Regions from separate parts of the Homo sapiens genome. Here regions 2 and 3 are each linked to region 1. Evidence: chromatin contacts called from ENCODE Hi-C or POLR2A ChIA-PET data. All regions are on one chromosome and are shown on one strand. Each heading gives the region's core, a stretch centred on a gene start or an enhancer-like site at or near the end of the contact. The rest is flanking DNA. Distances are from core to core; before and after follow the strand shown.

Region 1 (4,900 bases), core at 1,203-3,702:
ACCCTGAAGTTTGAGCAGCCTGGGCAACACAATGAGATGCCATCTCTACCAAAAAGAAAAAAAATTAGCTGGGTGTGCTGGCATGCACCTGCAGTCCCAGCTACTCAGGAGGCTGAGGCAGGAGGAGTACTTGAGCCTAGGAGGTTGAGGCTGCAGTGAGCAGTGGTTGTGCCACTGCACTTCAGCCTCAGCGACAGAGTGACACCCTGTCTCAAAAAAAAAAACAAAAAAAACTCAACAACATTAGACTCAATATTCTACTACCTGCAGGGACAATTTTGGGGTGACTAGAATGAATCCACACATACCCATTTTGGATTTTTAAGTTTTGTCACATTATAGTCATACCACATATTTTATAACTGTTTTCACAAATTGTGAGACCACAGCAGCAGAAAAAGAATCTACTCCAGAACTCTATCATTAGCCCAGCTGAATGTCCAAACAATCCTCAAATACAAGTTGACACATAAATTATAAAAATAAGGTTTTATCAGCTACACTCCTTAGTATAAGGAACTGTACATAAAAAAAAAAAAAAGTTAGAAACAAAATCTACACAAAAGGTATTCACTCTCAACTTTTTTTTTTTTTTTTTTTTTTTGAGACAGAGTCTCACTCTGTCGCCCAGGCTGGAGTGCAGTGGCACGGTCTCGGATCACTGCAACCTCCACCTCCCGGATTCAAGCAATTCTCCTGCCTCAGCCTCCCGAGTAACTGGGATTACAGGCGCACTCCACCACACCCAGCTAATGTTTGTATTTTTAGTGGAGACAGGGTTTCACCATGTTGGCCAGCATGGTCTCAATCTCTTGACCTCGCGATCTGCCCGCCTAGGCCTCCCAAAGTGCTGGGATTACAGGCATGAACCACTGTGCCCGGCCCACTCTCAACTTCTAATTGTGAAAGAAATGAAGAGCAGGCAACAACCACAGCTTCCCATCCATCTACCTGTGTGTCTTTCACTATGTGCTGTGAGTCTGTCACAAAGCTATCTCACTACATTCCTAATGAGACCTCAAATTACACTCAACATACCCTGACCAGCTTGTCAGTGAGGACGCTTCCAGGATCAACTAGCACTGAGAGGAAAAACATATACCACCTGATCAAAATGACATATAGTGTACTGCTTAATAACATTCTCCTAAATCTCTTTATCCGAGACCTGGCAGAAAGCACACATTTTCCAAAGGAAAATATTCAAGACCAATAGCAACTGTAAACACCAATGCATTAGTAAATATGCATAAAATGTAGGGAAGAAATTCTACTCAAATGATAAGCCTATCTGGGAACAAAAATCAAGATGCCCAGTTAAGTAGTGCATTATAAATTCAATGCCTTAAAGTGGAGTGCTCTTTTGTCTGTAGCAGACATAGCTGATTTAGAGTTAACATAACAAAGCTTATCCTTAGAATTGACCCAGAAACTGCAGGAAAAGCCGCCAGGTGGCAGAATTTCCCAAGCCTCAACCAACTGTAGAGCAGTTGGTCACACCAAGAGTTGACCAGCAGGTGGCAGCATACCCTCAGTTTCTCAGTACAAACAGATCAGCATTGTCTTCATTTAATTAAGGCTTTTCATACAACACACAAATGAAAAATACTTTTCAAACATCTTTTTATAAAGAAAGCTTTCACTTCCTTACATTCTGAATGTTGATCTGTAGTTCCATTTTGTAGTGATTGAAGTCTTTGGCAAGTTCATGGCCCTGATGATAGAAGGTAAACATCCCCTGAAAAAATGACAGCATCTAAGACACAGGAAGAAAAGAGATATTAGCACAAAAAAACTCAGGAGAAAAAAAGAATCATATAAACAACCAAGTGTTCCCCCCGCCATCTCACTGTTATTCCACTGAAATAAACTGATTAAAGGGAAGTCACTAATATTCAAGTAAACACAAGTACATATTATCTATTAATTGGTCTTTATAGAAAATGATGCTTTTTTCCCTTAAATATCACAGCCATTAGACAGCTTATATGGCATGTTCTGCAGGAAAAATTGAATTATTAAGTCATCCATTTGTCCTCTTTAGTCAGGAGAATCCCAATATTTGTAATTGAAATCTTATCACTATAGGTTGACACAATCTTTAAGAAAGTAAAATCACAGAATCAAAGAGCTCCAGGCTCTCCCCAGCCACATCCAGCAGACTGCAACCCCTGTGTTTTGTTGACAAAGATATTCCATGACTTGCCAGGGGCAGCCTCAAACCCGTAATTAAACCTTTACTTTCCTACCAACTCCCAACCTGTCTCTGAATTAGAGGGCTGTTGCCTCTGCTCCACATGTAAGTCAATAAATCTAGAAGTAAAAAGAAGTGATCTGGGGAGACAGTTAAGGAAATCTTGAGATTCATTTTCTTCCAAATGCCACACCGTGGGTGGTTAGGAATCTGGGGCTCTGACACCCAGCAGGCTCCATTCCCAACGTCAGCCATGACCTGTTATGGGACCTTAGGCAAATTACTCAGCCTTTCTCTACTTCTATTTCCTTATCTCCTCATTGAGTTATAGTGTGGAATAATGAGTTCGGTACAACACTTAGAACAATGGCTTGAACAGAGACTGAGCATTATAAATGCCCAATAAAAGCAGGCCATTATTATTATTTCACATTAAAAAGAAAGCTTTGAGGAGGTTGAGTTTTTCTCTAATGGTTTAGGTTAATGACTATCGCTCCAACTAAACCATAGCTCCACAAATGCTCATTTTTAATCATTACTTGGTTATTCTTGTTTCTATAAACCATACTCACAATGAGTAAATTGTATACTGTGTGAATATTATCTTAATAAAGCTGTTTAAGAAAAAGAAACCATTCAATAAGTCGATATTAAAATTAAAATGAATCCTGAGAATGAGATCCAGTGTTTTTTTGCTGAAATCCACATGAAATATCCTTTACATTATGATATATACATTCATGTGCATACATCTTCATATATAAACAACTGAAGCTACTAGAAAACATCTATATAATCACAAACAAAAATCATGTGTTTCTAATATAAGTAAAAAGAAATGTTAGAGTAACTCACAAAATTGTCTCAAATGTTCCATATCCTGCTTCTAAACTTAGATTGCCATAAGCATTGTGAATTGTGTTTGAAGTCATGTTACAAACGATTGTTTAAAGTACCAAAGTTTGAACCGGTATAAACAACCCATGTTCACTCATTCTAGTATAAATTATTTCAGAGAAATTTTTAAAAGATAGAGCTATAGGCTAAGGTGGCAGAAATTGCACATGGTTGCCTTCCTTGAGATCATGTAGCAATGGGAATATTACGTGTATTATCAGTGCAAATACAGCTGAGAACCACTGATTTAGAGGCAATTCCTTGACTTCATGGCTATCTGTGTCTGCCCTTTTTAATATGTCTCTTTCATGTTTATGCACTATGGCCTCTAGTAACTATAAACCATAAATCAGATCTAGGAAAATAAATACTTATCTTACATTGCAAAAATCCACCAGCAAACAACTTGGCAATACTCACAGGTTCCACAAACTCAAACTTCTTTCTTTCTTGGATTTCCTGCAGCTTACACACATACTCGAGAGACAGTTCATAGAAGTGTTGCCGGTTCTGCTCTACTTGGATATCTGCCTATGTTAAAATCACAGAGGTTAGTCAAACTGGAGATGGTGAAAAGTGAAACGCTACATCAGAGGTCATCACACTGTGGTCCATGGGCCAAAATACGGTGTGCTGCCTGATTTTGTAAATAAAGTATTGCAACACAGGTACGACAATTCATTTATGTATTGTCTGCAGCTACTTTCCTGCTGCAACAGCAGAATTGAGCAGGTGCAACAGGAACTTTATGGTCCACAGAAGTCTAAAATATTTACTATCAGTTTCTTTGCAGAAAAAGCTTGTGACTCCTACTCTGTTTGTTGAAGTTGACCCCCAAGAACTGAAGATCAAAGGGACTTCTCTTCTTGAAAAACTCACCCCAACCACAACTGATGCCCCAAGGCTGAACCACATGCAATCACAATCAACAAACATTTCGATGAACAAATCCTCTAGGAATAAAGTCTGCCTGAGAAAGGGCCCAGCACCTCAGCGCTCAGGGAGTGATGGCGGCAAGTGAGAAGGAGCCAGCCATGGCAGCATCTCAAGAACCCGGCTCTCAAAGGCGGGCCAGGGCTGGACGCCCATCTGCGGCCCTCAGAACGTCTGATCCCCTGGGAGAGAAGGGGGCACCAGCTGGTCAGGACGCTATTCCAAAAAAAGCTTCCAGCTTAGCTTGCCTAACTAGAAAGGAACTGGGAGAAGAGCAGGACTCCACAGAGAATAGTGGAGAGAGAACTCATGTCCAAGAAACCATTCTTACTAGGTATCATGTGATATTTTTCCTAACTTAGCTAATTTTACTCTTAAAAATATTTATCTGGGCATTTCTCCAGAGAGGATATACAAAAGGCCAATAAGCATGTGAAAAGACACTCAACATCGCTCATCATTAGGATGCAAATCAAACTCACAAGGAGATGCCACCTCACACTCACTAGGGTGGCTACTGTACAAAAAAGAAAAGTAGTGGTGTTGGTGAGGATGTCAAGAAACTGAAACCCTTGTGCATCATTAGTGGGAATGCAAGATGGTACAAGCACTGTGAAAAATAGTGCTTTAAGTAAAATAATATTGAAACATAACGTGTTACTAAGCTAACATGAACATTTCTACCTAACACTCCTCAAAATCATATTTTTGTGGCTTCATTAACCAGAATTCAATAGTTCAGCCACCAGCAGTTAACAGGCACAACTCCCAGCAAAAAATTAAAATAAATTTTTCCCTCAAATGAAAAATAGTATTACCACATGACCCAGCAATTCTACAGCTGGGCATATACCCAAAAGAACTGAAAGCAGAGAC
Region 2 (5,039 bases), core at 1,760-4,259, 66 kb after region 1:
GTGTACCAAGATCACACCACTGCCCTCCAGCCTGGGCAACAGAGCAAGGCTCCATCTCAAAAAAAAAAAGCAATAAACAAAACTAAGGGAAAAAAAGTGGAGAGAGGTTGATAAATAGAATTTACAGACCCCAAACCCTTACATGTCACAGTCCGCACTTCCACACAGCAAAGGAGTTCTCCAAAACTTTGGGGGCACCATGTTTCATTTGGAGGACCACATTTTGAAGGGATACCGGCAAAACAGAACATGCAGAAAACAGCAGGATAAGGAGTCTTCAAGATTGATGAGAAACAACTTTGAGAAGGTAAAGTCACAACATCTGTTCTGAATTTTGACAGATATTAACAAGAACAATTATTAGATTCACCCTGCATGGTCCTAGAGACCCAACAAAAAACCAGTGTAAGTAGAAGTTACAGGGAGGCAGAGCTGGTTTCCTGCGAAGCAGAGCTGGCCACCTGCAATACAACAGGCTGCTTCATTACAAGTAACTACGAGACACAAATACCACTATTTATATTGTAGAGACACTCTGCTGAGGACAGAGAGGCTACAAACATGGTCCAAAGGGGGCCCTGCCCAATGCTAACAGTCTTTGAGTCTGAGCCAGTAAACAGTCAGTACATTGCTGGCATTAATACTACCTACCACCTTACCTTTAGGATCATAGCTCAGCTATATTATGCTTTAGAGAAAACAAGTTTGCAAAATCAACCATCATCACACTATCACTTTTTTAAGAAGCTTCACCCTAACTTCTGAACATCTCATTTTAGCCTATGGATCACCTATGTTGGAGTTTTACTATGAGTGATGGGAAAAGTTCTCCAAAACCCAGTATGTTTAATTCCATTCTTCAATACAGGTCAGATATATTTTTCAGCAAGACTATTAAGTAGGGAACAGGAAGGAAAAACAAAAGTAGAAGCAAAAGGAATAAGTCCATATGGAAAGAAGAAAAACAGAGTCAGTCCATCCTCATACGCCCCACTCCTCCGACCTGTCAGTCATCATTACTCAAGCATCATTACTCAAGCGACATTAAACAGGGCCAGTGTTTAGTCCTATTTACTCTGCCTAGTTCTTGCTGTGCCTCAGGGAGAGAAATCAATGCCTCCCATCCCAGACATCCAAAGAGTTTTGGGATGAGTTCAACTCCGGCTCCATTTTCTGTAAAATCCCTGGGGACTTCAAAAAACATTACAAACAACTTAACAGTTAACTTCTGGGTTTCTCCATTTCTCCATCTCTGCAGCAGAGGAAAAAAAGCTTCATGGAGAACTATTTTGAGAGGTATCTGATGTCTGTGGAGTAAACAGCGATGACCTGATGAAAAGTCCCACATAATGCTAAGCTATGAGATTAATTCGCTTGGGTGGTGCCACCAACCTTCATTATATTCTTTACTCTCTTTGAAGTATAATACAAATGGTGATGATAACCAGTGAGAGAACTTTCTTTTGCAAGAAACATTTTATAAGGCCATTCAAATGTTTTATAGTAAAAAACAGACGGTATGTTATTTTACACTTTACAAAAAATGATGAATACTAAAATTGGAACAAACACAGCATGTTATTCACTCTTAATATAATTGAACACTGGATTCTTTTCCTGTATTCTGAGAGGTTTTCCACTTGATATATAAATTATTTTGTGTGTTAACATTATAAAGCCCAGAGCATTACAGCACAGCAATGGTTCTCTTCTCTTTTCTTATAGAGAAGTCTTCAACTTAGTTTGCTACAAAGAAACAAATAGTGGATTCATTAAGAGGAGTCTAACTCTAGTCTGTGTTCTGTAATTAACGACCAATAGAGCCCCAGGACCAGTCATTTAACCTAACTGGTTCTCATGTTTCCTTACCTCCATAAGACCCCTGAGAGATATGTTTTACTGAACGTAGAAAAATAAATGCTAAATTTTGCTGACATTTTTCATTGCTTTTTAAAATTCCAACATCTAAGAATGAATAAGGCTGGGCACGGTGGCTCACGCCTGTTATCTCAGCACTTTCAAATGCAGAGGTGGGCAGATCACTTGAGGCCAGGAGTTCAAGACCAGCCTGGCCAACATGGCGAAACGCTGTCTCTACTAAATATACAAAAATTAGCCAGGCATGGTGTCAGGCACCTGTAGTCCCAGCTACTTGGGAGGCACAAGAATCACTTAATCCCACGAGGCGTGGGTTGCAGTGAGACAAGATTGTGCCACTGCACTCCAGCCTGGGTGACAGAGTAAGACGCTGTGTCAAAAAAGAAAAAGGAAAAAAATAATGAATGACAAGGCACAAGACAGCATAGAAAACTATGTCTCTCTGCTCCTCCCTACTAAGCGCTATAAACCCTGGAAATAGCAGAGGAGATAACCAAAGGAGAACTCTGAAAGATGGTAAGAAGAAAACAAACCAGTTTGTGACCCCAAAAATGGAAGAACAGCTCAGTGAAACAGTATCTTGCATCCCCCTATGCAAAGTGGTCACCCAGACCCACCATTTCCCAACCCATGACATGAGAACAAAAGGCAGCTCAGGTAGGCTCATTCCTATGACCCAGATCAAACACGAGTCCCCCTCACATCAGATAAGTCCTACACCATCCAAAAGAAGGACCAACCTAAAGCCCCACCAACAATAACTAGGGGAGCCTCGACATATGCAATAGGGCAGACACAAGACTCCCCAGCCACAAGTGACCTGGCCCAGGAAGCCTCTCTGGTCACATGGGCCTAAGACGCCCTTCCATTGCACACAGACATGAGGAAAACCGTGGGGCACAGGTAGAGAGATTCCATCTCAACAAGTGTCTGGCTCAAGAGCTCTCTGTCCCCCACAGGAAGGGGGACTATGCCACAGTCAGGAAAGTCCCTCAGTCTCCAGGGTCCTGAGACTACGTTTCCCCCACTGGGAGACACCTAGTAGCCCAGCCTAGGGAAATCCCTTCTGCCTCCACAGCCAGCAATAACAGCAGGGGGAAATGAGACGGCAGCCCTAGCGGCATCTAACCACCAAGCAGACAAACACCACAAAGGCTCTGAAAGTTAAACTGTCATTGGAACCACAGCCCACAAATGTAGGGCAGGACCTGTGTGCTAAGACTAACTGGGTGGCTGCCTGCTAAAACAAAAGATTTAAATGGGATTCAGAACATTCCCACTGCCCGCACCCCCCCAAAAAAAAGATAGGCAAAATGTCCAGAATACAGTCAAAAATCACCCACCATACCAAGAACCAGGAAAATCCCAAGTCAAATTCCCATTTTAGCCAAAAAACTGACCCTAACCCTGAGATAAATCAGATGTTGAAATTATCTGATGAGGATTTTAAAGCAACCCTCTTACAAGTGCTTCAATAATCAATTATAAATTCTGTTGAAACAAATGAGAAACTAGAAAATCTCAGAAGTGAAATTATTTTAAAAACCAAATATAAATTATACAACTGAAAAGTACAGTAACAAAAACTCACTTGATATGCTCAATAGTAGGATGAAAATGACAGGATAAAAAAAATCACTGAACTTGAGGAAAGACAACAGAATTCACTCTATCAGAACAATAGAAAACAGGCTGTGAAAATAAGCAGAGCCTCAGAGACCTGTGGAACAGCAAAACATCCAGCCTTGTATCATTGAGCCCCAAGAGGAAAAAGAGAATAGGGCTAAAAGAATATTCAAAGAAATAATGGCTGAAAACATTCCAAATTTGGTAAAAGACATAAACAGATTTAAGAAGCTGAGCAAATTTATGATCAGAATAAACAAAGAGAGGCCATCCCAGCATTAGGAAGGCCAAAGCAGGCAGATCACTTGAGGTCAGGAGTTTGTGACCAGCCTGGCAAACATGGCAAAACCCCATCCCGTCTCTACTAAAAATACAAAAATTAGCCAGGCATACTGATGCATGCCTGTAGTCCCAGCTACTCAGGAGACTGAGGCAGGAGAATCGCTTGAACCCGGGAGGCAGAGGTTGCAGTGAGCCGACATCACACCAATGCATTCCAGCCTGGGTGACAGAGTGAGACTCCATCTCGAAGAGAAAAAAAAAAGGACAAAAAGAAATTCAGGCCAAGGCTAGGATCAATGGTAAACATCAATAACTAGTCTTCTGAAAACTAAAGACAAAGAAAAAAATCTGCTTGAAAGCAGGCTGTGAGAAATGATACATGATCTGTAAGGAACACCAATTCGAACAATGGATTTCCCATCTGAAACCATGGAGACTAAAGGAAGTAGCACATTTTTCAAGCGTGGGGGGGTAAAAAGTCTATATATATATATATATATATATATATATATATATAGAGAGAGAGAGAGAGAGAGAGAGAGAGAGAGAGAGAGAGAGAGAGAGAGAGAGAGAGTGTCTCAAACTCCTGACCTCACGTAATGCACCACCTTGGCCTCCCAAAGTGCTGGGATTACAGGCGTGAGCCACTGCACCCAGCCAAGGCTAATCTTTTGTATTTTTAGTAGAGACGGGGTTTCATCATGTTGGCCAGGCTGGTCACAAACTCCTGGACTCAAGTGATCCACCCACCTAGGCTGCCCAAAGTCATCATGTTGGCCAGGCTGGTCACAAACTCCTGGACTCAAGTGATCCACCCACCTAGGCTGCCCAAAGTGCAGGGATTATAGGCATGAGCCACCACACCTGGCCAAAATTATATTTTTTAACACAGAAGATTCAAAATTGTCTATAAGATGACCTCTAACTTCAGAGTTTATAATCTAAGGAGGGATGAAACATATAAAACAAAAATACAAATAATAATAGCAGGTGTTGTATAAGTAACACAGCCAGAGACAACGAAGATGGTTCAGAGGCAGGTACCGATATTTTGGGCTGCCATGATCAGAGAAAATTTCAAAGAAGGTCACAACAAACGGTCCACACACTACATTTAAATAAAGCTACTGAAAGAATGTATCCCTTACGAAAAAAAAAAAAGTAAAAGCAAAACTGAAGAGATGTAAAAGCAAAAAGTATGTTTACAGGAGAGTACAGGGAGGAACTATTCATCTGCCACTTAAGAAACACCT
Region 3 (4,785 bases), core at 591-3,090, 94 kb after region 1:
CCACACAGATTCCACTAAGAACAAGAGTTCATGCTTGCCTAGCCTGGGGAATCTTAGATTTTGGCTGGAGACCCCAAGACAAATTAGGTCAGGAATGTGGAACAAATGGAAGTGGATATCAACTTGGTCTGAACATGGTCAAATATAGGAATTTAACATGTACCAAGATAATAAGAGTCAACATTTTTATACAGGGCTAACTATGTGCCAGGCACTATCCTAAATTGCCTTACATTTATTAACTCATTTCATTATCACAACTATCTTATGAATATTATTATTATCCCATTTTACAGCTGAGGAAACTGGGGCAGAGAGAGGTAACTTGCCTGAGATCACAAAGCTGGAGTGGCAGAGCCAGGAATGACTCACCCAGGCAATCAGGTTCCCCAGTCTCTGCTTCTAACCAGATGTGCTGCTTCTCAAATGGCTGCAAGACATATCTCAAGCTTCACTTGACAACAAATCAAGGACTAAAGAACAAAGACAAGGAAATAATCCTATAAAGGGGTTTCCAGGAGCTCTCAAATGTGCCTCTGTTTCAGAGCAGTCCAGGTTCTTAATGTATTGACTCACATTCTAAAGAACCAAGGTAGAGAATCAAGAATCTTCTCTTTACCCCATAGGGATTCCCTATCATTCCACTTTAAGGCTTTTGGTACACAGAGTGCATGCTTTTTAACACTGTTTTAAGTTCTGCCCACGAAAAACAGATAACTGTTTTTAAATCCTTATGACATCATGGCAACAATGAAAATCACATATTGGAAAACATTACAATGTCAGTTTGCTGTGTTATAACTCAGAATACAATATTTAAGTGTACATCGAGTTGATTTCTAATAGATGCTGTAAAACATAACACTGTTTCCCAAGCTGTCTCTGGGCAGCTGTAATCCTAAAACACAGAGCCTTCCATGGCCCCTTTGCTATGGAGGGTAACATTCCAAGGGATGTTTATTTATTAGCACAAAAGCCACTTTCCACAAGATAATGTCTCTTCCCGTGAGGCATATAGGATGCAGCAAAATTCTAACTTGTGATGAACTGGGTGAACTTACTATAAAGCTCTGTAAAGTGTTTAAAAGAAGACATGATAATATATACATACATATGTACATTAATGAAAGTAACGTCACATTAACCTACAAGAAGTCAGCATGTTTAGAAGGGAAATCTGCTATTTTTAAATATTTTCAAATAACTCTATCTTGACAATACATTGTAACAGCTTCTTAATATAAAGTGTCCCTTCTACCAACAAAGAAAAAACTAAAGCAAAATGCAGAAGACATTTACCCAAATACTCTGTACATAAAGTGTTCTTTTTACCACTGAACTCTGGAATGCAGGAGTTCCGTCAAAATCTTTCCTACTTAATTCCAAAAGAGTTCCACCTAACTCCTATATGTATTGCTTTTGGAATTCTAATCAGTTCCGCCCACCCAATGACTCAAACTGAAATACTAAGAGATACGACAGCTGCACTCATCCACCCCACCAAGAATAGCTTTCAGGAAACCAAGCTCCAGTTGGAAAACTACATTTAGTAACCCCACTAGACTTAAGAGAATGCTCCAGGAAGCTTCCCATCATTAATAATAAAAATGCCTGTAAAAACTCTGTAATAACATTTGTAGAATACATATTTTCCCCTAGAAGTCAACAAGTTAAACAATTCTGTGGCCGTTTATACCCTAGGATTTTAAACTCATCTGTTTTTGTTTGGAATTCCCTGGGCGACAGATGATTGCTAATGCCTTGTCAAACATTCAAGAGAGACATCCTCAGAGGAATTACAGTTCACTCGCCACAAGGCACAGGCCTGTGGTACAAGTCTGAGCTAGAACATTAAGTCAATAAGCCTATACTCATTTTTCTCATGTTGCTTTCTCACTCGCCTATCCTACCTTGCTCTAAACTTCCCATCTGTCTGTAGAACTGTGGCTTAAAAAAAAGATAAAAAACTGCAGAGAGGAGAGAGGAGAAAGGCAGAGCAGACCTAAAAATCACAAACTGTGTGATGTAAAGTGTCAACTGGCAGATACACACTACCGCCAGGTGGAAACACGGAACCTAGGGAGAGGGAGCTGAAGTCCACTGCTCTTATCTAGAGAAGTCTCAGATAATCCTGCCAACTGGGAAGGGAACAAGGGCCTAGCGCAGTTTAAAGGTGGAGATGGCACGTCCCAGTGCGCAGAGAGCAGAAGTAGAGAGAACTTCTCAGGAGAGATCCCCTTAAATTAGCATTAAATTACTCATTTAGGGCCTGGCGCGGTTGCTCACGCCTGTAATCCCAGCACTTTAGGAGGCCGAGGAGGGCAGATCCCGAGGTCAAGAGATCAAGACCATCCTGCCCAACATGGTGAAACCCAACCTCTACTAAAAATACAAAAATTAGCTGGGCGTGGTGGCGCACGCCTGTTGTCCCAGCTATTCAGGAGGCTGAGGCAGGAAAATCGCTAGAACCTGGGAGGTGGAGGTTGCAGTGAGCCGAGATAGCACCACTGCACTACAGCCTGGTGACAAGGCAAGACTCCATCTCAAGAAAAGAAAAAAATACTAATTTAGTTGCAAGAGTGGAGGCGAGGAAGATGAGAATTATGAAAAGGGGCACCTACATACTTAAAACACAATTTCACTGACATTTATTTACTGTTTATACTTGGATAGAATATAAAGAAAACAAGATTCTACCCCGCTCTAGCAAGGAGAAAGCTAACATTATGCATGCACTAAGCTCACATGCATATACTATTTCATTTAATCCTCACAACAACACAACACTTGAATGGGTACAAAAAAATTGTGCCACCTAGTATTTGCTGGCACAACAGGGTGACTATAGTCAAAAATAATCATACATTTTAAAATAAAAGAGTATATTTGTTTGCAAGAACAACAACAAAAATGCCTCAGGTGATAGATACCCTATTTACCCTGATGTAATTATTACACATTGCATGCCTGTATCAAAATATTACAGATAACCCACAAATATATATACCTACTGTGTACCCACAAAAATTAAAAAGTAAAATAAACCCACTTGAGCACATGTCATTTTCACTGCTGTTACAGGCGGCTGGACATGTCCCTCAAGTACTCATGTTGAATTCCTTACCCCCCAGAATGTGACTGTATTCAGACACGGGATTCTTTTTTTCTGTTTAAACAGAGACAGGGGTCTCGCCTTGTTGCCCAGGCTGGTCTCAAACTCCTGGGCTTAAGTGATCTTCCAACCTGGGCCTCCCAAAGTGCTAGGATTACAGGGAACATAGGGTCTTTAAGGAGGTAATTAAGTTAAAATGAGGTCATTAGGGTGGGCCCTAATCCAGTATTACTGGTCTCCTTAAAAGAAAAGAAGATTAGGACAAAGATACAGGCACAGAGGTAAGACCATGTGACAAGAGCCACCTACAAGCCAAGGAGAGGTGCCTCAGAGGAAACCAATCCTGCCAACACCTTGATCTCAGACTTCTAGCCTCCAGAATTACTAGAAAATAAGACTGCTATTTAAGCTGCCCAGTCTGTGGTACTCGGCTATGGCTGTCCTAGCAGAATCATACAACTGTCATACAGAAAAAAACAAACACCGAAGCTCAGATGGGCTAAGTAACTTGACTGAGGTCATGAAGCCAGTATGTAGCAGAGGTGGAATCTGAATCCAGGTCAAAATACAAACAAGTCTTTCCAAATTACTTAGCTTGGTACAAAGAAGTGCTCAATATATACTGATTACTTTTTTTCATAACACCACATGACTATAAGTTAAATACAGGATACAGAGATATAGCCATAAAACAATGTGATACAGGCTACCATTTCTTTGAGATCAAGTCTCGCTCTATTGCCCAGGCTGGAGTGCAGTAGCACAATCTCAGCTCACTGCAATCTCCGCCTCCCGGGTTCAAGCAATTCTCATGCCTCAGCCTCCCAAGTAGCTGGGATTACAGGCGCCCACCACCATGCCCAGCTAATTTTTCCATTTTTAGTAGAGACAGGGTTTCACCATGTTGGCCAGGCTGGTGTCTAACTCCTGACCTCCAATGATCCTCCCAAAGTGCTGGGATTACAGACAGGCGTGAACCACTGGCACCTGACCACAGGCTATCATTTCTAAGTGCTGTGATAGACAAATACTACTGTATCAGCAAGTCTACAGACTGGAGTTGAGCTCAAAATTGAGGCAGATTCTCCAATTACAACATTCATACTAAGGCCCATGTGTCACCTGGTCTAAGTCAGTGGTGGCAAGGACGGACAGGAATGGCTGGTGTATGAACACACACTCCATCTCTATGTGATCAAAGATGACAGCCCCAGAAAACTTTTTTCTTGCTTTTCATAGGTCCTTATGCTGTTATCTGGAACATGTGCATAAAATACAGAATGATCTTTCAACACTCCACATTAATTATTCTTAGCTCAATGAAGTACTCCTTATTCCACTGCTAGAGAAAAGTGGCAGTCCCTTCAGGCTCCTCTCTTTTCCCTTTTCCTCCCTCAACACATGTCTTAATTCCAGCCACTGGTTTTAAAACCAGGGTACAGGAGAAAACAGGTTCCATGATAGTATCCTATAGTTTCTTATCTGAAAAGTTCAGGAAACGGGTCATTATAACCAAAAGAAAAAAATATCTCAAACAGATGCCCAACTTTCAAAACAATTAAAAGACAATAAATACATGGCATTAAAGTTACAATGAGTAGAATGTCATCTCTGATGATTCAAGAGGGTTTTGTGGAACCTCAGGGTGATCACCGTAAGTATTAATCATCTCT

Evidence for each region. Hi-C counts contacts between places; a loop is a spot of excess contacts on that map. ChIA-PET counts read pairs that join two places held with the same protein, here RNA polymerase II (POLR2A). Pooled maps may share reads with other maps.
Region 2: a loop to region 1 is called in a map of CD8-positive, alpha-beta T cell, with 4 times the contacts of the local background. The contact joins two enhancer-like sites. A Hi-C loop is called at or near these places in 5 of 168 maps with a recorded cell type or tissue (CD8-positive, alpha-beta T cell, Right ventricle myocardium inferior, aorta and 1 more), 15 of 37 single-sample maps with no recorded cell type and 10 of 50 pooled maps. POLR2A ChIA-PET finds 5 or more read pairs at or near these places in 2 of 52 experiments (GM12878 and OCI-LY7).
Region 3: a map of endothelial cell of umbilical vein shows a loop between it and region 1 (5-fold over the local background). The contact joins two enhancer-like sites. A Hi-C loop is called at or near these places in 3 of 168 maps with a recorded cell type or tissue (GM12878, PC-3 and endothelial cell of umbilical vein), 10 of 37 single-sample maps with no recorded cell type and 12 of 50 pooled maps. POLR2A ChIA-PET finds 5 or more read pairs at or near these places in 3 of 52 experiments (HEK293T, SK-N-SH and activated T-cell).

Annotation. Positions count from the first base shown.
Region 1 is chr4:147,863,568-147,868,467 of GRCh38, reverse strand. ARHGAP10 (Rho GTPase activating protein 10) reads right to left here. Exons shown (of 23, transcript NM_024605.4): 6 at 3,512-3,622; 7 at 1,652-1,756. Among named protein-coding and RNA genes, the nearest start is that of MIR4799, 83 kb to the right of the region's middle. RefSeq lists enhancers at 316-992, 993-1,670 and silencers at 1,491-1,540, 1,339-1,563. Within about 2 kb of position 2,452, at least 2 of the 41 ENCODE cell types and tissues checked have a DNase peak (open chromatin) inside an H3K27ac peak, as active enhancers do.
Region 2 is chr4:147,798,046-147,803,084 of GRCh38, reverse strand. The region is part of intron 1 of ARHGAP10 (Rho GTPase activating protein 10); the gene reads right to left. Among named protein-coding and RNA genes, the nearest start is that of MIR4799, 18 kb to the right of the region's middle. RefSeq lists an enhancer at 2,617-2,916. Within about 2 kb of position 3,009, at least 2 of the 41 ENCODE cell types and tissues checked have a DNase peak (open chromatin) inside an H3K27ac peak, as active enhancers do.
Region 3 is chr4:147,769,571-147,774,355 of GRCh38, reverse strand. All of the region lies in intron 1 of ARHGAP10 (Rho GTPase activating protein 10), which reads right to left. Among named protein-coding and RNA genes, the nearest start is that of MIR4799, 11 kb to the left of the region's middle. Within about 2 kb of position 1,840, at least 4 of the 41 ENCODE cell types and tissues checked have a DNase peak (open chromatin) inside an H3K27ac peak, as active enhancers do.